Linked DNA regions of Mus musculus: regions 1, 2 and 3 are each linked to region 4. Evidence: chromatin loops called from intact Hi-C (ENCODE). Cell type or tissue: heart. All regions are shown on one strand. Each heading gives the region's core, and the rest is flanking DNA. Links, peaks and the distances in the headings are about the cores only.

Region 1 (6,002 bases), core at 415-5,414, 160 kb before region 4:
AAACGTTTACAGTTCCGAAGTTTTCGGCTGCATGCAGCTCTGGGAAGCACAGCGATGTTGCTTCATGCCATCAAGTATGTGAATGAGCTCAGTGCTCACGGTGTCCACACCAAGTACGCCACTCACACAGGAGTCACTTAATGGTATTTAGGTTATCAGGCCAATTGGTGAGGTTTCACAGTGTGCGTGGTCAAGTAATCTTTATATTTTAATGACCAATAGCTCCAAAGTATTGCAGTGAACTTTAGTAGGATATATTTTCATTATTGCTGTTGTTAATCCCTCAGTGTATTAATTTACAAATTAAACCATCATGGGTATATGTACAAAAAACATATACTGTATATAATACATATGGGATCTAGTGCTATCATACTTTTAAGCAGTTTCTGTGTGTCTTGGTCACTGTTCTATTGCTGTGAAGAAACACCATGACCCAAGGCATCCCTTCTATAGAAAAACATTTAATTGGGGGCTTCAACCATTATCATCATGATAGGGAGCGAGCAGGCACTGGAGAAACAGCTAAAAGTTAAATCCTGATACACAGACTAAGACAGAGACTCTTGGCTTAGCATGGGCTTTCAAACCTCAAAACGGAACCCCAGTGACACACTTCCTCCAACAAGGCCACACCTCCCCATCCTTGTAATCTTTTCAAACAGTTCCACTCCCTGGGAACAGAGGCATTTAAATATATGAGCCTATGAGGGCCAATCTTATTCAAACCAACCATACTGGGGTTCTTGCAACATTTCCTTTCCAGATAAGGGAGGACTGCCATTATAGTTTGCAAAAGTCATTAAAACAGAACAACCCCTATCTTCCCTCAAGTCAGAACTAACAGTAGCCATGACCCCAAGTAGTTTACACGGTAGAGCCCCTTCTGAGGATGCAATTATGAATACACCATTTCTGAGACTCTCTTTATCTTGTCGCCGTTCATACCTCTTAGAAATGAGCCCTAAAGAAAACCTACATCCACTATTCATTTCACCCTCTCTTAAAATAAATGGGACCATTCTGGGGGTTCTGTGGATTACACAACGAGGTCTCCTAGCCTCTTCACAGGCACCTTAGCCATGTGGCTTTTACCACCTCTCCATGCTAAAACGTAGAAAAGGGGCCTTCAAGGTGGCTCAGTGGGTAAAGATCCTTGCCACACAAGGCTGGCAACCTGAAAATGCTTTCTTTTTAATAAAAATGAATGTCTAGATTATAGACTCAGCCATTTCATTTGCTTTGGCCAATGATGTGTGAACAAAATGTCATGATACCATGAGCCCACTTTATGAAGAATCTGAGCAAACCTGTCAAAACTTGGTTCAACCAACACTGAAGACCAGGGTACCACGTGACACCACCCAGTGCCAGTCAAATCACCAGATAGTGACACATGAATGATTTCCATTGGAAGAACCGCTGACATGAGTCCAGCCCAGACCAATGACCCTATGCAAATATGTGTTGTTTTCAGCCAAATGAAACAAGACCACAGACCCTAAAATCTTAGGGGAAACTTTACATGTGCCATGTGATCTTTTGTGTGAAGATTCATAATCTTTATTTGATTCTCCACGCGTCCCATAAGTCTAATAAAACAAAGGTCTAGCAGCCTGAAACCTAACTTCCCATCTGTAGAAGGTGGCTTGACTCCGCAGAACACAGACTACCTGGCTCTGGAAAGAAAGAAAACTACATCTCTAGCATATGAGTCTAAAACATGAGTTTGGATATTCATCCCCACCTTTTCCAGAGTAGAGAGCAGGTGAGACTTTATTGCAAGGCAATGCAGCTATGAGTCTTCACAGACAAAACTCAAAGTCCTCTAAAACCTTCTGTCTATTCCATTGTCCTAATCCGTTTGAGGGAGAAGTCAGTAAAAGTACTTCCTCCTAGAAATAAGTTTCTGAGTGGCAAAACTTGTTTCCACAAGAAAGACCCTTACCCTGGTGCATCAGCAAAGCTTTTAGATCACCTATCAGAGCTGATCCGCTACTTGAAGTAGGTGCTGACAACTGAAACTCCGGGGGCAGGAACCTTAGAGGGGCAATCCACCTCCGTGCAGTGCACCGTTACAAAGAACACTTGTCAAGTGTCAACAGTGTCACTCAGGAAGGAGTCACGCCCTGCCTGGAGCACCGCAGTCCGCAAGAGCTACCCCCATAGGTGGTCCTATGGCTCCACCCACGGTCGATCTTGCCCTGGAAGCTAGAGTAGGTCCCTAGGACAAAGGGGAACGCGATCGCCTGAGGTTCGGTTCCCCGTTAAGGCTGAAGGCGCCGTCCAAAGCCGAGCATCCAACTACCGGCGGCAGAAGTAGTTCATGCCACCTTGGTAGGGCTGACTCCGGGCCTCGTCTGCCCGCTGTGGGACAGAGTGTGCAGCAGCGACCGGAGCAGGCACACGACCACCAGCACCGGCAACCCCCGAGCGACTGCACACTGCCCGAGTCTTGGCGGTGACAGCGGCGCGGGGTCGGCTCGGCCCCACTCTCACTCACCAGCCTGGTGGCCCGGTACGGCCCGGGTCCCACTACGCGGTGCTCCATTGCCAACGCGCAGCAGTCGCGGGGCAACGCCGGCGGGGACTCCAGACGGAGCTCGCCGCGCCGCAGTTTGAATCACAAGCCCGGAGCTTCGGGGCGCTGATTGGACGTTGCGAGGGCACGTGACAGGAACTGTGTGGTGGGCGGGGCTGTTTGTGTCCTGGATTTCACTACCCGGGGTTGCGCCTCCAGCACCTAGGAGGAAAGAACACTTTCTCCTCGCCAATGGGCGCTCGGATGCTTGCGGACATGACTGATCGCGCCGCGTACCGCCGGCACACAGTGGATGGCGCTGCCCAAAACCTACCGGGACTGTCCCTGCCGCGAGTCCACTCGGAACACCAGCTCTGCAGCCTCGGAGCCCAGTGAGCCAAACCTAGCTGGAACCCGATAGATAATTCCTGTCAGCACCCAGGGCAGAGAATCCGGAGGTTAGCAAAGAGGAAGAAGTGGGTGGTGAAAGGAAGCGAGTTGACTTGACAGCTGTCCAAGGGGAAGGACATTTCTAAAGCAGATAAAGGCAACCTGCCATAAGGAGTGTAGAAAGAGCGATAAGGAGAGGCATGGTCAGCGTCTGCTGTGTTCCCTTGATAAATAAAGTACAGTAATCTTTCTCCTCCTTGAACTTAGGTTTTGTATTTAGGAATCTGACAGAAATTGTCAGTCCTTTGTGGGGTTGATGAATTCGTCTTCTCTGCACTGAATCACCTACACATCTCCTGCCCGTGGGAATTGCTGGTCCAACTTGCAACTGTTGAAAGAGACAAATGACTTCACTTTATACTATATGCCTTTAGCTCGGTGACAATGAATCTATGTCTGGACTCCTCCGTGAAGACTGCTGAACAACTCCACCTTGATCATAGAAGGTGATAGGCAATAGACATATTAGACAGTGATTAATTCAATAGCTAGTGATTAATTCAGACCCTCAAAACTGGTGAAAGTCCTGAGAATAAATAGGGCTGAGCATGGGACACTGGTATGAACACCCGTAAGATGCTGTCTTCCGAACATAATATGGTTGACCTGGCTGTTCATTCATGAATTCACAGCAAGACCTACACACGATGGAGCCTGTCAATCAATATTCTAGCATACCAGGGCAGGAAGGGCGTATGAGCCAGTAGTGAGGAGATTATTGGAAATGAATGGCTGCTGAGAGATGCCATCTATTTTCTTCCAGTAAAGAGCCTAACACCCATGCTCATGTTTGGAACCCTAATTAAACTCAGTGAGTCACTGTCTTAATCAGGGTTTCTATTCCTGCACAAACATCATGACCAAGAAGCAAGTTGGGGAGGAAAAGGTTTATTCAGCTTACACTTCCATACTGCTGTTCATCACCAGGGAAGTCAGGACTGGAACTCAAGCAGGTCAGAAAACAGGAGCTGATGCAGAGGCCATGGAGGGATGTTCTTTACTGGCTTGCTTCCCCTGGCTTGCTCAGCCTGCTCTCTTATAGAACCAAGACTACAAGCCCAGAGATGATCCCACCCACAAGGGACCCCTTGATCACTAATTGAGAGAGTGCCTTACAAATGTATCTCATGGAGGCATTTCCTCAACTGAAGCTCCTTTCTCTGTGATAACTCCAGCCTGTGTCAAGTTGACACAAAACTAGCCAGTACAGTCACTAAAAGAAAAGAAACCAAGATCACAAACTAAAGCCTGGATATGCTCAGTTCCGATTTTTGAGGGCCTGAGGTGAGACAGCTCTGGTAGTAAAGGCACTTTCTGCTAAGGCCAATGAGTTTGATCCTAAGAGGCTACATGGTGGAAGGAGAGAACTGACTGCCAGGAGTTATGCTCTGACCTTCACAAGTGTGCTGTATCATGCTCAGACACAAACACACATACATAATAAAATAAACCAATCCAGATTCAAAACAGAGATTGCTGAACAAAGACTGAAACCCCCCATCTCATCCTACCCTGTCCAGGTGTATATTTAGTCTTGTTATGAAAGACAAAAACAAACAAGCAAAAAAACAAAACCTGATTGGTCTTATATATGCTGAATATATATTACTTTTGTAAATTTAAAAAGAGGTAACTTTACTTCTTTATACCTCCAAATGTTGTGGAATGGTCCTGCTTGTCTATGATGAGAGTTGCCAAAGTATGCCTATATACTTTAATATAAGAGGCAGATGGAAAAGAAATTCTAGTCTTGTCCACCATGATGGTAAAGCTGGAATCCTGCAACAAAGTTTGCCCATCCTTAAATTATGCAGCTTTCGACTTCCATGGAAATCACAAACAGAAATTTGCTACATCTAGACTTCAACAACAACCAGTGTACTAACAAGCCGAGTAACTTGAAACTCAGTATTTAATTCCCCTCTGCTCACAGGCAAAATGGAAATCTTGATGGTTGTCTTGCCGAGTTGATACAAGGACTTGAAATGATATATTCAGGTACTCAAGTGGTGCCCAGTATAGAAAAGATGGACCTCGGGGACTTGAGAGATGGCTCAGCAGCTAACAGCCCACACTGCCTTTGCAGAATACCAGAGTCCATAGCTCAGCACCCACATCAGGCAGCTCCCAATGTCTTGTAACTCAAGAAGATCCACTGCCTATTCTGGCCTCCACAGGCAACTACATTCACATGCACGTACCCACACACAGGCATACACACACCCGCACATAATTAAAAATAAAATATTTGTAAAAGAAGCTACCTTTGAAAACAAAATCACACTAGCTTCTTCAGCATTTTCCCAAGTCCTCTATGAGCCACAGATGATAATTTCCATTAACGTAAAAGGATCAAAGATCCACATATCAGAAGCCACAAGGGCAGCCTTTGTAGATGTCCTGTAAAGGGGACTGCTGGCCATCTATCAGGCCTTTGGGATCACACACAAAAAACAGTTCAACAATTCCTACCCTCTCCATCCCCCTAAATCCAGTGCTTTCTTCCCCCTCCTGGTCAGCCTTCTCTCTGTTTCTCAAACATACTCTTTTCTACTTCAGGGCCTTTGCAGACTCCTGCCAGGACTGTGCTTGCCCAAGCTCCTTACACAGCCTTCTCCATCAGTGCTACCCCACAGCCTTCCTATAAGTATTCCCTGGCCTCTGCTGTGAGGTTCCATACCACGCTACTCCTGAACTGCTCTGTTATCTTCATAGCACTTAACATCTACTTAGATTTTTTGGTTGGTTGGTTGGTTGGTTGGTTGGTTGGTTTGGTTTTGGTTTTTATTTTGTAGGATGGGGGTTGGTTTTTGGGTTTGTTCAGAGTTTTTTGTTGTTTGTTTGTTTGTTTGTTTTCTACCAGTAAAATATTGAGTAAGACTCAATAAAGAGGTTCCACCTTTATGGAGATGCTTTCTTGTTTTTGAAATATGGGGAGGACTTGGCTAGACTTTGTGGGCAGAGAAAGGAGAAGGTAGATGTCCCATGATGCTTAACCCAGACTTGGCAGCCAGCAATACTTGTTCTGCAT
Region 2 (6,002 bases), core at 602-5,601, 170 kb before region 4:
GAGGGAGCACTTGAAGAAACTTCTTTGTTGGGGGTGGGGAAACACACGCAACAGAAACACAGAGAATATGACCCTCTGTGAAGCAGAGAAGGGGCTCAAAAAACCAAAAAAATCCAGACTCTTCCCAAGTGAGGGCTAGGGTTTTTTAAGTCTCGGAAAAGGTTTCCTCCCCTGACTTTGGGTTAGTCCTTGTACTGGCTGGTTTTGTGAGTCAACAAAGGCTTGAGTTATCACAGAAAAAGGAGCTTCAGTTGAGGAAATGCCTCCATGAGATCCAGCTGTGGGACATTTTCTCAATTAGTGATCAAAGGGAGAGGGCCCATTGTGAGTGGTGCCATCCCTGGGCTGGTAGTCTTGGGTTCTATAAGAAAGCAAGCTGAGCAAGCCAGGGGAAGCAACCCAGTAAGCAATATCCCTCCACGGCCTCTGCATCAGCTCCTGCTTCCTGACCTGCTTGAGTTCCAGTCCTGACTTCCTTTGGTGATCAACAGCAGTATGGAAAGTGTAAGTTGAATAAATCCTTTCCTCTCCAACTTGCTTCTTGGTCATGATGTTTTGTCCAAGAAGAGAAACCCTAATACAAATTGGTACCAGGAGTGGGGTATTCCTGTGACAACCTGGCCATGTTTTGAGGAGGACTGTGGAAGGACTTTGGAACTTTGGGCTAGAAGATCCATTTGGTGTTGAGAGATCTGTGGGATGTTGTGTAGGAGCTTAGAAGATAATGTTAAAAACAGTACAGAAGATGGAGGCCTGGCTTGTGAAATTTCAGAAGGAAGATTAAAGACTCTTATCAGGGCTGATGCTATTTTGATTGTGAAGATTCTGTGGTTCTGGTTAGCTGGGGCTGAAGAATCAGCTGTGATTAACAAGATACCAGAACTACTAAAGTGAAACCTTTGCATTACTGGGACTATTGATGCTGGTTAGCTGGAACTAGGAAATTAGCAGTGATTAAGAAGAGACCAGCATCGTTGAGGTGACATCTTCTGGGAAGTGTTTTCTGAGAGCACAAATAGGCTGTGTTCCACAGATAGCCAAGGTTGTACCTTGTGCTGCAGCAGGACTTGGTAATGTGTAAGGGTCACCCAGGTGGTACTGGTTTTGAAGGCATGAAGGGGTCCTGAAGAGCAACTGAGGCTCAGCACTGTGAGAGGCCATGGGAGACCATTGGCAAAGGTGCAGCCTCAGTTGCAATTGATGGCCCAGGACTGAAGGTGTCATGCAAAGGAGTTGAGGCTTGGCACCATGAAGAGAACCTGTGAGAGGCTATTGGTGAAGCCTAGTTACAGCAGAAGACGGCAGTGTTTTGGAGATGCCAGTACCATGAGATGACCACCAAGAACAGCAGCAGCAGTGGAGCTGAAGCCTAGAAGACAAGCTGTGTGCTACAAAGGGCAGAGCTGGAGAAGTGGCCCAAGCTCTTTGAGGAGCCTAGACGATCATAGGTGGATCCCAGACATTGGACAGTTGGGAGTCTGATTTTGCTTTTTATTGTGACTGTGCCCTGATATTTTTCCCTCTTGAAGAAAGAAAGTATTTTAGTGGAGCCCACACTTAAAAGACTTTTAATTGTAAAATGACCTTGGATTTTAAAAGAGATTGGATATTTTAAAGGGACTGAAATTTCAATATGTAAAGAATTTGCAAAGACTGTGGGACTTTTAAAGTTATTTAGATCTTGGGGATAAATAAGAAAGTAAGGGTTGAGGCTTAATAGTGATGTGTTTGTGTGTCAAGTTGACAAGGGGTCAATTGTACTGGCTGGTTTTGTGTGTCAACTTGACACAGCTGGAGTTATCACAGAGAAAGGAGCTTCAGTTGAGGAGATGCCTCCATGAGATCCAGCTGTGGGGCATTTTCTCAATTAGTGATCAAAGGGAGAGGGCCCATTGTGAGTGGTGCCATCCCTGGGCTGGTAGTCTTGGGTTCTATAAGAAAGCAAGCTGAGCAAGCCAGGGGAAGCAACCCAGTAAGCAAAATCCCTCCATGGCCTCTGCATCAGCTCCTGCTTCCTGATCTGCTTGAGTTCCAGTCCTGACTTCCTTTGGTGATCAACAGTGTGGGAAGTAAGCTAAATAAACCCTTCCCTCCCCAACTTGCTTCTTGGTCATGACATTTGTGCAGGAATACAAACCCTGACTAAGACAGTCCTTTTATGAAAGAAGGGATTGACTGGCCCACGGTGGTTATGCAGCATGTCCTGGCCAGCATTGAACTTGTTGAGCCAGTCCTCTACCTGGTAAGAGACAAAAGCCTGTAAGGCCTTTGTGTAAAGCTGACAGGTTTTTGTCTCAAGCAAAGAGATGAGGAAGAAGCCTGCCATCTTTGTTATCTAGCCATGGCCCGCTCCTGTTGGCCTGTCTGCCCACCAGGGAATCTGTCTAACTCCTAGACCCTCCATGGTACAGCTGCATGGGAGTCACTTGTGAGATCTCGAGCACAATAGAGTAACTTCGGGTAACAAAATCAAGTGCGTATTTCTACAGAGGTAGAAGGGAGTTAATGTCTCCAACAAGAAAATAAATGAGCCATGTCTGAGGTGATACAAGTGCCAGTGGATGGGATACAGTCATAAACATGGAGTATTATCCCTGCACTGAAACGCCTCACTATACCCAACAAATAAGCAATTAGTGGGTCAACTTAAGATAAAAATACACCTAAAGCAAAAAACATCAACAGACACAAAATAATCTGATGAAGTTACGTGTTCTCTCTTTTAAATCAGTGCTGTCAGAAGTAAAAGCAGGCCATACGTTGCAATAAAGAAACCTCTAGCAAAAGATTATCAGGTGTGAGTTTGTACCAATTTCTTCAAGAAAAAAAAAAAGACAGAAAAGAAAAGAAAAGAAAAGAAATAAAAAGAAGAGAAAAGAAAAGAAAAGAAAAGAAAAGAAAAGAAAAGAAAAGAAAAGAAAAAGCACACTTTCTACTTTCTACATTCTGCCCACAAATTCAACTGAGCAGGTAGATCCTGGATACCTACCCTCCATTCACTTAAGGTGAAGCTAGGTTTCTGAGCCCACAGATCCACACCCTGCGTTGGTCTTAGTGCCTACGACATTTAAACCTAGTACCTGAAAAACTGATCTCTATGGACTTGGTGAAAAGAGCAGAGAAAGATAAAATAAAATCACATATATATATACTTTGTGTTTTCCTAGTTTAAAAAAAAAAATTAAAGATGTCCACTAGAGGGAGTAAATGGTCCATGCACTTGGAGGTGTGGTAACTAGAACAAGTCCCTTCAAGACTCCCAAGATAATGATGCAAGAAAGAATGTTTCAGAGGGTGACAGACAAAATGACTAAGAGGTCACACAGCTTCAAACGTATGTTCAAGTTTCTGGCATCAGAGATTCAAATAAGACTTTTCAAATCTCTGTTTATTATCGTAGGCTTACAGAAAAGTTGATGTGAGGGTGTACTATAATTGCATCCGTTTTTACACATAATCACACTGTAACCACGCCATCCAGGAACAGCAGTTTCTTTACTCCTCTAAACACCCTTTCTTTTTCTCACTGTACAGTAGAACACCCTTCCCCAACCTGACAGTGTTCTATTTTATACATGAATTGTACTTGTTTATCCAATCCTGGGATATTTAGGCTGTATCAGTTACTGGCAATTATTAGTAGAGCCACCGCCAACACTCATACATTTACCATTCGCACACTACAATTTCATTGTTCTAGGGGACATATCCGCTAGGAACAGGGATGACTGAGACCATCTATATTATATATTATATATTTATTAACTCCAAAGTGACTGCCAACCTGGGATTCCTGCCCAGATCAGAGGAGGTCTCCACCTCTGCACTTCAGTGGCACTTGACGCTGCTGATGCATTTAATACCCGCTGTAATAGTTGGCAGCACCCGCTGTGGCTTTACTGTGCACCTCCGTAAGGTTTACTATGTTAAACGTCTTTACGACGGCTCATCTGCTTTCTACGCATTTTGAAGCAGCTGCTCAAACCCCTTGCTCGTTCTTTGAATTGTTGCTCCGCTACTGCTGAGTTCGAAAGCTCTTCCTATGTCCTTGGTCCCAGTCCACCGTCACACGTGTGGCTTGCCGACACCTCTGCCTGTTATTTGTCCCCTTTGTTAGTTTTTTTTTGCCTTGTTTTATTTTGCATGTGTGACCGTGGTTTTGGTGTGCTGTGCATGTGTGCACCTGAAGCAGAGAGGGCTTCAGATCCCTGGGTCTGGAGCTGTCATGTGGGTACTAGGAAGGAGCCTGAGTCCTCTGCAACAACAATGCTCCCAGCTGCTGAGCCAACTCTCCAGACTCCTTGCCTAACTTCAAGACGTAACCCTATGGTCTTACACTTAAATGGATCATGATCTACTTTGAATTAATTTTTCTAGAGTTTGGGAGGTTTAAGTTGAAAGTCGTTGTGAGTTATTTTTGCATCTACACACTTGGATATCCAAACGTTGGGAAATCATCTGCAGTGTCTTCAGCTCAGCCTCCCGTCGTGCACACAGTTTAGCAGGTTCAACACCCGGCAGTGCCGGGACTGTTTGTTCTCAAGACCCTTTTCTACCCACTGTATGTGTATACAGCTGGTTCCGACCCCATTGCGCCCGCTGTTCCGCGTGTCTGTGCCCTCTCTGATTTAATTTCACCTTCATCGGACCGGAAGTGGTTTAGGGTTCAGAATTTTCTTGATCACAGAATATTTAAAGCACCCCATATGAAAAAAGAAAGAAGAGGGGAAAAAAAAAAAAGAAAGGATCTGAAAAATAAAACACATTTTCATTTTTGAGCCAGGGTCTTGATCTGCTGACCCACATGTGAACTCCAAGAGACTGGAAGCATGCATAATGCCTGGACAGGTTCAAGCCAGACGGAGCCTAACATTGAGAAGGGGAGTGGACAGGGGTCCTCACCTCTAATCAAGATGCTATGTACACTTGATACTCATTAGCAAAAGAAAAGTGGGTTTTCTCCAGTGAAGTCTCACTAGGTGCATTAACCCCAGTTCAGGACAGCGCCATACACAGGATACTTGGCCAACAAAAAACAACAACTCAGCGGTTGGTGTAGCCTTGTCTCATTCTGCTTGGTCGGGGCACCTTTCTGTCTTATTGATCTTTTACTTACTCATTTTGATTTCTGTTGCAGGAGATAGGGTTTTGTTTTGTTTTGTTTTGTTTGTTTTGTTTTGTGGTTTTGTGGGGTTTTTTTTGGAGGGGGGTCGGGTTTTTATTTTTTTTTTATTTTTTTGAAAAAGAACATAAAGTTGCATGGGTAGGGAGGTGGGGAGGACCTGGGGGAGGGGAAACATGAAAAAGTAGTATATACAAATATTTTCAATTAAAAATATAAAGTCTTAAGGATGGTTTAAAATCATAAATAAATACATAAATAAATAAATGCAAACAAGCTTGGAGTCCCTCTGGCTACCCACTAGTAATGGGAGGTCAAGGGTCACCAGACTGCAGAGCAATCACACCAAAGAGCTACAACCAGACAAACCCTTCCCCCACTAAAAGTACAAAATGACGGCTCCATTCCTCACCGAGTTATAAAATTATACAATGCATGCATGTAATCTCTCTCTTCAAGACATACAGGCAGGTGGCAGACATACAGTTCAGAGGTAGTGCAAGACCCTCGGTTTGATCCATTAGTGCATAAACAAAAAACAAAACAAAAGATAACAGTGGAGTCTTTGCATCTGTGTAACTCTGATTGCACAGACCTGGGAGACTGGTTTGCTGTGTTTAGGTGAGCAAAGTTTAGATTGACTGTTGCCCACACCTCCTTCATTTGAGAAGACTTTCTTAACGGAGGCATATATTAGTCACTAAGCATCACATGAACTAGGTGGCTACAGGTGCGCTGGCCACACCAAACATTCCCATGAGTCCCTGTGTTTATTCACCACTAATCTCTCTGTTAAGCTACGTCAACCTCATCTTGTGGAAGCTGAGATAGCCTGGCACAGCACAAGAACACAGACTTCAGCGACAGTCCTTGACTCAAA
Region 3 (5,000 bases), core at 1-5,000, 1.1 Mb before region 4:
ATTTTTGGTGCGTATTGACCTTAAATACCTGAGGCTGTGTTAATGTCTGTGGCAACGGATTCACTTGGTAAGAGGGCCTCTTTCCCCAAACGCATAATTGGGAAAGAAGGTGGCAAGAAAGAGGCAGTGGGGGGTAGTTAGGAGGGATTTGGAGAATGGTAAGCCATGGATAGTGAAGGTCACCGACAGAGCTAAGGGGAACTTGGCCTCAAGGGAAACGGCACTGTTTCCTGTGGCACAAATGTTGCCGCAGAAGTCCAGGCTATCCAAAAAGCAATCGGCTGTCCTGACCTCAGGCACAGTGAGCGTCATCTTCTCTCCCATAGATGATCTGCCTGCCTGAGCCAGCCTCTTCCCTGGCAACAGGGAAGCCATGGGTCCGGATGAGAACTGCGGGAACCTCAGCCCCAGAGGTTTCGGTTTGGATTCTCCCGTGTGGCCCCTTCCTAAGTATCCCCCATCAAGGCGCGGGGCTTTTCTCACGCAGTTCTCATTTGTACAAACAGAAATAACCAAACCTCCCTGCAGTGACTGGGGCGCTGCTCCTGAGCCGTTTGCAAAAGGATTTCTCACGTTTAGATGTCCACTCCCTTAGATCTGGGTGAGTTCCAAGACTTTAGGCTTGGAAAGCAGAATGCTTTCCCCGATCCCTGTGGCCAGGCATAGGGGGATGCTAAATCCTGTTCCAATAGGTGCTCGACTGTCCCTTATGTCACCTGGTCACAGGTTTTTCTGGTTGTACCATTTCTTTTCACGCGTGTGACTTTAGAAAGCATGGTTTTAACAGCCCCAAGGAGTTTCCCTTTGGCTGCCTCTTCTCCCCCACCCCCCATTCCCCATAAGTGATCTCTCATACAGTCTGAGGCACCGGAAGCACCCTCTTATTAGCAGCTGAAGTGGCTCTCCCAGGCAATAGCAGGAGAAATACCAGAGGGCAAGTGCTGAACGTTGCTCACCTTCATGCTGGGTTAAGCTGCAGTTCGTTCACCCTGTGACATGATGTAATATTCCTAAATTCTGATAACAGTGAACTCGTCTATCCTTTCTACGCCTGTAAGGCTTGCTGTTAAGATGGTCTGTGATTTATTACTAAGCACTACCTGTCTGTATTTAAGTGATTCTTCGTGGGTATTTACTTCTGGTCCAGTCACAGTCTGTTTTGATGCTTGCTTACTGGTTTTTTGCTAAATGCACCGCTATGATTTTTGTTCTTGTTTGTTGTTGCTGTTGCTTTTGTTTGTTTGGTTTTTGGTTTGGTTTGGTTTTGCCTCCTTTAGAGCAGCAGAGAGTTTGGGTAAAAGTCACTCAGCAGGCCAGCCTTTTAATGGACCAGTCCTGTTGTATAGTAATGGGAGGAGCATTGCTGATGTTGGTTCTACAGCCCTAAGACACTGCTAAGACACTGACTCTCCCCCCCACCCCCACCCAAAGCATAGAAAACACATGTGTGCATAGATCATAAAGGTTAGTATCAGGGAGCAACTGTGGAGATGAACTAAAGTGTTTACCTCCATAGCTCATCACATCTTACCATCCAACTCACACACACACACACACACACACACACACACACACACTCACACATACACATATACACACAGACTCCCTCCCACCCCACACCCACAGCTATTGGCTAGTTTTTTACCAGAAACTTAGAATCAATCTTAATAATTACTCTAAAAGGTAGATTTATTTGCTGTAATAATTTCTAGGGTGATAAATTGTTTTTAGGTACCTCTTCCCACAAATGATGAGAAAATCTGACTATCTGACTGTAGGGCAAGGAGTAAAAATATAATATTCAATAAAGCAACTTGGGAAAGTGCGCAAAAAGTGACCCCCCCATTCTTAGCAAAAGTAAACTGTGTGGATTTTCTAGATAACCTGTATTTGGTTACAATCTAAGTGGTTGAATCCCAGTTTCAACCAAGGACTGTGGCTGCAGACATCACATTGGCCACAGGGCGGCACTGCAGGTCACCTAATGGAGCAGATGCACAGTTGAAATGTTTGAAAACTGCCTCTAAAATTCTGAAATTCAGTCCAACGAGGGGAGAAAAAAACGTCATGGGGGATAACACAAAGCTAGACACACAGTTCTACTCATTAACAAGAGCAATTAAAGCTACAGGACTCAGGAAAGAATCAAGTTAGCCAGTTAAAGACTTGGAGACTGTGTTTTTAAAGCACACACTTTATTATCTATCTATCTATCTATCTATCCATCCATCCATCCATCCATCCATCCATCCATCCATCCATCCATCTGATTTTTATGTGTTTATGTTACTATTGCTGATGTGTAAATGTGCATGTGGAAGTCAGAACATAACCATGGCCATCATTCTTCAAGCATAACTACTTTGTTATTTGAGATGGGGGTCTCTCAGTGACCTGGGGCTCCCTCTTATGCAGGCTAGAGTGACTAACTAGTTGTCCTCATCAGCACCAGGATTACAAGCATAGCCTATACCACGTGTCCAGTTTAGGTTTGTTTGGTGTAATATGGGTTCTAGGATTTGACCTCAAGTCTTCATGCTTGGAAACCACTTTACCAACTGAGAGATCTCCTTAGTCCCAAAGCTTAAAATGTTTATGATCAGGCCCTCTTAGAGAAGAGGTATGTTGACCTTTGCACTAGATCTACGATACTTTTCAGTGAGCCACATGGAAATAATAATTCCAGTTAAAGAAACTTCAATCCAGGACTGGCCAGCCACAAGTACCTGCTTCCTCAAATGTGTATCAGGAATTGGATGAAGTCACTGTCTGTTGTCGTTTCCAGTGAGTCACACCCAGACATATGAGGCCAACGGGAGAGACATTCAAACCATACCCAGAGACTTCGGTGTTGGACATGATCTTGGAGGGCAATGTCGGTGTTGGGAATGAACTCAGAGGGCAGGGGACACAACTGTTTGTTTTTCTGCTTCTAGTTGAGAGTTATACCAAACAAAGGAAATGGCCTGGGTCCCCAGCCACAGGATGGGCGTGGCTTCCGTTTGAGCTTCAAGCAAGGTGCTTAGGGCTCTCTACAGGGACAAGCCACAATGTGCAATGTGGGAAAGCCTGCTTTTGTTTGGAGATTTAGTTCTCAGTGTGGTGAAAAGAGTTTGGAGTGTAAGGGAGAAGTCCTCAGGCTCAGATCAATGGGAAGACGTAAAACCATGGCAGAGTTGGGAAAGGGTTGTTAGCAATAAAAGAATTGCTGAAGAGAACCACGGTAATAATTTTCGCAAGAAAGGACTGCGAATGTAGCCAAGAATAGTCCTTAGAGTCTTAGCTACATACTCCATTTATTCTGTATAGACCCTAACTAATAACGCAAGTGAGAGATGTTACAGATAAAGCAGTGTTTCTGAAGGAAGCAGATACCTGTGGGGAAATTCTCAGCACTAGGGAAGCACAGAGGGAGTGATGGACAATGAATCTCTTGAAGATCAACAGAAGTACAAGATCCGCTGCCCTCCTTTGAGTTGCAACCCGGGGAACTGAAAGGGGTGGACAGGTGGACAAGAGTGTCTGAGCAGGAGGACAGTGGGAGAGAGGTGACATCCTAAATCTCATCCAAATGACTACATGAACTTAAAACCAAAATGAACAAAGGAATTTACACTCTCCAAAAGGTGTGGGGAACTGGAAGAACAGTGAGGAAGAGCTTGCCGCTGAGTGGCCGCCCTACGGGTGCCTGAAACCACTGCGCAACTGCTGAAGTAGCACGTGGTTACTGGACAGACGAGAGCGAGCCAATGATGCTCTAGGGGGGATCAGGTTGGTTCCCGCCAACGCCGCGTAGCACACAAAGGAGCCACGAGAGCTCCCGCTACCCCTGGCGTGCTCTTAGTCGCCTCTGCCACTTCTGAGCTGTGTGATATGAAGTATGTTTTTTTAACCTTTCTCTTCCTTGGCTTGCACACTACTCCAGTGGGCACAATGGTGGGATCGGATACATATAAGGATTAAATCCTTTCTTACGTATGAGATACTTAGAGCAGACATTGGTGCTAAGCCGTTATCAGCCATTGTTAGTGACTCTACCATCAGACCATTGGCTGCGGCTGCATCCCAGGCCCTGGCAGGCTGTGAGCATGGCCAGGCTGAAGAGGCACTGGGAGTGGCTGACACACAGTAGGCCTGTATCTAGCCACCTGGCTGTTAAGAACAACTTGCATCAACTTGCATAAATCCTTTCCTTTCTAGTCTGGGCTGTCCTCGGCTCTGCCCTGCTCAACACTTGTTCATGAACGAGACCTGAAATAACTTCATTTTATTTAGACAGTTGGGAAATATTCCAAGTCCATAAAAATAACCTTCAACATTTAGATTCCTTTCACTAAGAACACACTCAGAGAGAGACAGAAAGCCTCTTGGAAGTGTGCGCCTGCGTGTGTGCGTGCGCGTGTGACCAAGCGGCACGTGCATTAAGCTAAACCTCAAAAGATCTCCCACTAGCGCAAATGTTTACCAAGCATGTGATGTGCAGCTAGGCATGGTCCTGTCTCAGTCAGCTTATCGTTGCTGTTGACAGAATGCCTGAGAAACAAAGGAGGGAGGCTCTGCCTTAGCTCCTGCTTTCAGAAGTTTCCGTCTACGGTACCTGGGCTCCACTATTGTGGGGCCAAGGTGAGGCAGAAGAGACTGGCCTAGTATGTGTGGTGAAGGTAGGTACTTCTCTCTAGGATGTCAGAAAGAGATATCCTGAGACAAGATCTGAGAACAGGATGTGACTCTCAAAGGCTGGCCACCAGTGGTCTTCCAGTGGGGTAAACTCCTGAAAGGGTCCATCCCTTCAAGCAAGGCTCTCTCTCACGTTGTAAGTCCACTGCAGTATGCACCACAGATAACGCCAGAGCCCTCAAGACTCAATCATATCCCCAAAGTCTCATATGTGAATATGCTGAATTGAGGGCCAAGCCAAAGAGAATATATGAGAGAGCACAAATTCAAACTAAAACATCTAAGCATTTGAGATTTTCATAAAACCAATAACCTTTGTTGAC
Region 4 (5,904 bases), core at 1-5,000:
CCTCCCAAGAGCTGGGATTAAAGGCGTGTGCCAGCACGCCGGGCTACTAATATACTTCTAAACAACTTACACATACACTGATTTTTCTTAAGCAAAAGAAAATACTTGGTTTTCAATTTGACATATATTTTCACTTTATTTCTTCTTGTTACTAAATGTGATTACACATAGTATATCTTAGCAAACAAAGAAATACATAGTTGTAGCTTTTACCATGTATTAAAGGGAAAGCTACTGTGCTAAGTGTCTCAGACTTTAATTCGATGCAGCACAAAAGCATCTTCATCCTACATTCTTCACACAGACACACACTGTAACCCAGGGCACATAATCGCTAGGCCAGTGCCTGGCTGCTTCACTACTGTACTTTTCCCACTTACACCAATGACAAATCAGCTGTTCTCTGTTCCTTGGATCTGCATATATTTATCAATGAGTGTCCCTTGACCGCCTTTGAACAGGAAATATGTTAAGCTTTGGAAAGATATGGCAAAGAACAGAATTATTGTGCGCCACCTTTTAACTGTAACCATGTGCTAAAGGGAGAACTGTTTGGGCACACGTTTCTGGTAGACTATTATGGCAGAGGGGGAAGGTAGAGAGTGCAAGTCTGCCAAACCCACATGGCTAATTTTAATGTAAATGACAACAGTTTACCAGGAATCAAAAGCCAGGGCAACTGGTAACTAGATCAAAACAGGAGAAGCTACTTCCCATATGTTATTGTAATACATAATCTAATTATAAACAACATAAGGCTTGATTTTGTTTTATTTCTTTGTAGTCCTGGGGCTTGAATCCAGGGTCTTGGACCTGCTAGGTGAGGGTTTATCTGTGAACCACACCCTCAGCTCACAGGAAGGACTCTGAGCCTACACTCCTTAACAGCCTTGAGTTCTCCTCCAATTCTGCTCTAGACTGAACCCAGATCTTGTGCATGCAGATCATACTGTTGCCACAGAGCTGCACCCTCCACCCCAAAACCTTCCCGAATGAATATCGTGGTGTGCCGATGCGTGGTGTGCCGTGACGGGGAACACATTCAGCTATAGGGTCGGCAGTAGGGTGGAACAAACATGCTTTCACTACAGTTTCTCCAATTCTTAAGCAGGATCATTCCTATAGAACAGCTGAGACAAACTGAAATCTGAAAGGTTAGGTAAACTGCACAAGGTCACTGCTGGTAAATGAGAAACTCAGTGATCGTCTGCTTCACGCCCAGTGCCAAGCACACTTCTACTTTTTACATGTCACTTCCCATTCGTCCCTGAAAGTAACAATTAGAGGTTAGAAGACCACTTAAATGCATCCCACACTTAAAAGCCTTCGGCATCAACATAAATCCCTGGCTTATTGATTTAACATGAACATATTAATGCCACATTTGGAATATCGATCTGATAACATTTTGCGTATTTGATTTTCGATTTCAAATGAATAGATGCTTTTCCAACAAACGCTACAATTTACAACTTAAAAAAAAAGTATTTGTAAGAGCTTTCTTGTAATCAGTCTGAAAAGGCAAGATTTTTCTGCACCTCACTTAGAAGGAAACGTGAAGCCGTAACTTACTATCTTCCTTCAACGGGCTCAATGTCGAGGGTGTTAACCCCACTGCCATGGATTCTTTCCACATCCCTGTCTTTGTTTAACTCCAGCCCCAGGACCCTTCAAAAAGGAAAAAGGAAAAAAGATAAAGCAACGATAAGAAAAACATTTAGTATCAATTCCTTATTTCCCCAAGATTACCACAAATTCTGCAAGGCTTTAGCTTCTTACTACATCTAAAGATATTCAGACTTATTAATGTAGGCCTCTAAACAAGTTTTAAACTGAAACACTACTTTAAATTTCATTTAAGCCTCCCTAGTGCTGTGATCCATTAACACAGTTCCTCGGATTGTAGTGACCCCAACCATAAAATTATTTTTGCTGCTGCTTCATAACTGAAACTGTGTTTCTGTTATGATTCATAATATAAATATCTGATATGTAGGATATACGTAACCCCTGTGAAAGGGTAGAGACACACAGGTCGAAAACTGCTGATTTAAAGCTTTTAAGTCCTTAAAAAGTTATCTATGGATAAACAAGCTTTCAGGGAAAGTTAAAAATTCCAATAAACTTGGCTGATGACACCTAGTGGATAAAAGTTTGAATTGCACAATTTAAAGATTCTCTTAGATGTCTAAGACTGTAGAAATACAAACTATTATCAATGCCACAGTTAAAATGAAGTGAAGCGGAGGAGGGTTAGCGGTACCAAAGCGCAGCAAAGCTTTAGGGCGCAAGTGTTAAACTTCTTGATACGGTGATGGTCTTAAAAACATGTCAGCACTCAGCATGTTTTACGCAACCATGAAAATTTCATTTTTCTTTCTGTAGGGGTGCGGTGGAGTGGCATATGTCATTATGCAGCTCAGTTTGACCTGGAACTTGCTTCGGTAGCCCAGGCTGGGCCAGAAATCTTCCTCCATCTGCTTCTAGGAACCTGGGGTCACAGGCTTGTGTCACCAATGTTCAGCGTGTTCAATATCCAGTTTATGTGAATTACAGCTCCAGGTTGTAAACATCCTTTAAAAGATGTTGCCTGAGAGCGCCAAATGTAATGTTTACTATGCTTTTGTCACTAGCAGATGACAGGGAAGGACATCTTCTCTGAATAAATTAGGACTTTCCAGTTCAGTTACAAAAATAAATGAGAATTAAAGAATAACCTCATTACTTTAACAAAACAATAATCTTCACTGAAGCGTGAATATATATATATAATTTCAGTGTAATTTAACTAAATACTAGACCCCGTCAACATTGTTCAAATTTCAGTTACTAAGAAACACCATAAAGCTCAAAGCTCCAAAGCTATTTCATCTACAAGCCACTATATAAATAGCACGTGGTTGGGGACTTATTTACATGCCTTCTTTTCGAAATCCGTACGATTGATTTCTGTACACCTGTTACTCGGTTTACAAACACAGTCAAAGCATGCAGGTTCGTCTGTGCCTCAGAGATAAACCCACATGAAATTCTACAAAAATAAAGGCATTGGTCAACAGAACCAAAGCGCACCAAAGAAATAAGAAGCAGTCATGTTGGCAGTGAGGGTCCAGTGGAAGGCCGTGGGGTGAGCTGGCCGTGAGGATGTTCACAGTCCTGCCATTGGAGAGCCTGCCATCAGGTCTCTCCTGGAGTGACAGTTATCTAACTCGGCTCCCTGGTTACTTCCAACTACATCCTTCATGTACACAGCAAGCTACAATTACTGTGACCTGGGTTTTTCCTTCACACTCTCCCCTACACGCACACGTGGGTCTTCCTCCTCCGGCTCCTGCCGACTTCATCTTCAGCCCAGTCGGTCCTGCGACCCGATCTCCCTGCTCCAGACTCTCCCTTGGCACCGGAAGAGGAAAAGACACGCGCGTGACTCACCTCCGTGTGGACTGCGCTCTACGCAAGCGAAGAGGGTCCTCCAAACCCGACTGTCGAGCGGACAAAAAGCTCAACATCTCGGGTCCACACACCGGCTGGAGGCCTGGGCGCTGCCATGACAGACCGGGGAACTGGGGGATGCAACAACACGGGCTCTCATTGGCCAATCAGCGATGTGGCCTGACCAACGGAGAGCGGCGTTACTGGGGGGCTCGGAAAACGCCGGGCAGTGGGCGGAGCTTAGCGTGGGCGTGTCCTCCGGTGGCGGGTTGAAGCCTCAGACCTTGAGTTCGGCGCAGGCATGAGCTGGTGGTCCGGTGTGTGGCGCTCTGTTTGGAGCGCCTTGTCCAGGGAGGTGAGGGAGCACGTGGGCACGGACCATCTGGGGAACAAATACTACTACGTCGCCGAGTACAAGAACTGGAGAGGTGAGAGCGAGGAGAGGATACCGGTCGATGGATGCGCGTCCCGGGCGGGTGGCGGCCGCCGTACTTGGGGGCCGGGCCTCGGGTGCCCTGGTCCCTGTCCCGGGTCCCAGGACTTGGCGGTTGCCTTGGGCGACGAAGTTTGGACCCGGTCCTGCCAGAGGTTCTGGGGAGCATCGGGAAAGGCCTTGCGCCAGTGCCTTGCCTTGGTCTTCAGATCCGGGTTGTCCGCAGAGTTTGCGGTTCTTGGTGTCGCAGTGTCTGGCGCGCTCTCCCTGTCTGTCGCCGTCCTTGTCAACCCAGAACTTTCCGAATACACTGATCCGTTCTAATGTCCAGGTCGATTTCAGAAATGTGTGTCTAACTAAAACTGTTTTCAAGAACTGGAACGGTTTAGTTAAGAGGTGTTCTTTTATAGCCAGGCTTTAATCCCAGCACTCCGAAGGCAGAGGCGGATAGATCTCTGAGTTCGAGGTCGGCCTGGTCTATAGAGTGAGTTCAAGGACAGCCAGGGCTACACCTAGACCCGTCCCCCCGGGGGGGGGGGGGGGCGTTCCTTGTATGTGTGTGTGTTTGTGACTGTGTGTCTCTGACTCTCTCTGTCCCCACCTCCCCGCCCCCCTCCTCCCCCGTCCCCCTTGCAGCAGGCCACACAATGTCTTTTACTTTTCTCTATTGCTCCAGTATAGAAAGTCGCAGAGAAAGAAGTTGGGTCAGAGTTTAAGCGCTGACTGAGGCAGCTTAGGCACAAGTCCATTTTTCTCACTTAGGTGGTCTTACATGAAAGAGATAATAGTAGTGTCTGTCGCTACTGGGACGGTTGAAGACTGGTCCAACAACTGTGTTTCATTAATTTCTCACAATATTAACTATGTTAAACATTTATAAAAATGTTTTTCTTATCTTTAAAAAAGATTTATTAATTGTGTGTGTATTGCCTGCAGGTGTGTAGTTGTGTATCTGGTGTCAAAGCTGTTGGAACTGGAGTTGATGGTTGTTTAGCCACCATGTGAGTGCTGGGATTTGAACCTGGGTCTTCTATAAGAGCAGCAAGTGCTCTTAACCTCTGAGCCATCTCTCTAGTACCCACTTAACCCTTTTCTAAAACTTACTACCTTGAACTTTTTTGCCCACTGAGCATTTAAATATGCTGCCTCTGCTGCCTGTACCCAGATATCCACTGATCTGGGTTTCTGATGCTACAAATTGGTCTTCGTTTCCTACAGGTTTTAAACGTGAATATTTGTATATATGTCTTTATAGATTTCTTTCTGGGTCCTGTATTTAGGATCATTATTTTGAAGTTCATCTTTATGTGCATCAAAATTTTTACCTTGTTGCTAATGTTCTATCGTGTGGAATGCAGTATATATAGTTTTCTTACCTGCTCACCTGTTCATAGATCTTTGGATTAGTCCCTGTCTTAAGACTGTCACAGATAAATGATGAGACTTATAGATATAATGCGTTCATTTCTCTTTTACAAGGAGAACGCCTGGATCAGCCTGGAGATGTAGGTTAAACTTTGTGAGAAACAGACAGAGTGGCCCTAGTGGCCCATCCGCCTTTAGTCCCAGCACTCAGGAGGTAGAGGCTAGGGAATCTCTGAATCTGAGGCCAGCCTAGTGTACAGAGCAAGTTCTGGAATAGGTAGGACTACACAGAAACACTGTCTCAAAGGAAAAAAACAAAACAACAACACCCACCCCCCCAAAAAAGAGAGAAAAGAAACAGCTTGAAGATCCATTTTGTACCCCCACCAGCACCAACAGTTGAACTAAAGGGTTCAACTGTTAGGCATAATACATACATAATTGATACATACAGATACTCAGTTTTTCTTTACTGTTTACTTTATTTCTAATGAACTGAGTTTATTTGTAGTTGTTTTCCAGGACTGAGGAAATGTCTCACTGGGTTTCAGCCCTTGCTCAGCACACAGGAAGTTCTGAGTTCGGATCCCCAGCACCAAAGCCAGGGATGGCTGTGTGTACCCTACTCCCTAGCTTTGTAGGAACAGACTGGCAGCTCCGAGAGGTCAGCCAGC

What was found. Peaks named below come from ENCODE experiments on the same cell type or tissue, not always from the same donor. Only the 100,000 strongest peaks of a DNase experiment are listed, where the experiment ranks them.
Region 1: a loop joins it to region 4, with 2.8 times the contacts of the local background. A loop is called at or near these places in 10 of 42 quality-filtered maps.
Region 2: a loop joins it to region 4, with 14 times the contacts of the local background. A loop is called at or near these places in 14 of 42 quality-filtered maps.
Region 3: it touches region 4 in a loop (4-fold over the local background); 12 of 42 quality-filtered maps call a loop at or near these places.

The regions. Positions count from the first base shown.
Region 1 is chr13:108,312,971-108,318,972 of GRCm38, reverse strand. It overlaps Depdc1b (DEP domain containing 1B), which reads right to left and starts at 2,636. Exons shown (of 11, transcript NM_178683.4): 1 at 2,504-2,636. The coding sequence starts at 2,551. In heart, for the core only: a CTCF peak has its summit at 2,774; DNase peaks (open chromatin) are centred at 2,162 and 2,682; H3K4me3 peaks cover 1,940 bases; H3K27ac peaks cover 1,198 bases; H3K27me3 peaks cover 2,478 bases.
Region 2 is chr13:108,327,155-108,333,156 of GRCm38, reverse strand. All of the region lies in intron 2 of Depdc1b (DEP domain containing 1B), which reads right to left. Among named protein-coding and RNA genes, the nearest start is that of Depdc1b, 14 kb to the right of the region's middle. In heart, for the core only: a CTCF peak has its summit at 3,203 (motif pointing right); no DNase peak of the experiment used is centred there; H3K27me3 peaks cover 409 bases.
Region 3 is chr13:109,207,566-109,212,565 of GRCm38, reverse strand. All of the region lies in intron 3 of Pde4d (phosphodiesterase 4D, cAMP specific), which reads right to left. Among named protein-coding and RNA genes, the nearest start is that of Mir582, 110 kb to the left of the region's middle. In heart, for the core only: a CTCF peak has its summit at 1,959 (motif pointing right); DNase peaks (open chromatin) are centred at 425 and 2,975; H3K4me3 peaks cover 694 bases; H3K27me3 peaks cover 597 bases.
Region 4 is chr13:108,156,399-108,162,302 of GRCm38, reverse strand. It overlaps Ndufaf2 (NADH:ubiquinone oxidoreductase complex assembly factor 2), which reads left to right and starts at 3,678. Exons shown (of 4, transcript NM_001127346.1): 1 at 3,678-3,860. The coding sequence starts at 3,734. Ercc8 (excision repaiross-complementing rodent repair deficiency, complementation group 8) reads right to left here and starts at 3,565. Exons shown (of 12, transcript NM_028042.4): 1 at 3,433-3,565; 2 at 1,573-1,668. The coding sequence starts at 3,509. In heart, for the core only: a CTCF peak has its summit at 2,141 (motif pointing left); a DNase peak (open chromatin) is centred at 3,602; H3K4me3 peaks cover 2,295 bases; H3K27ac peaks cover 1,427 bases.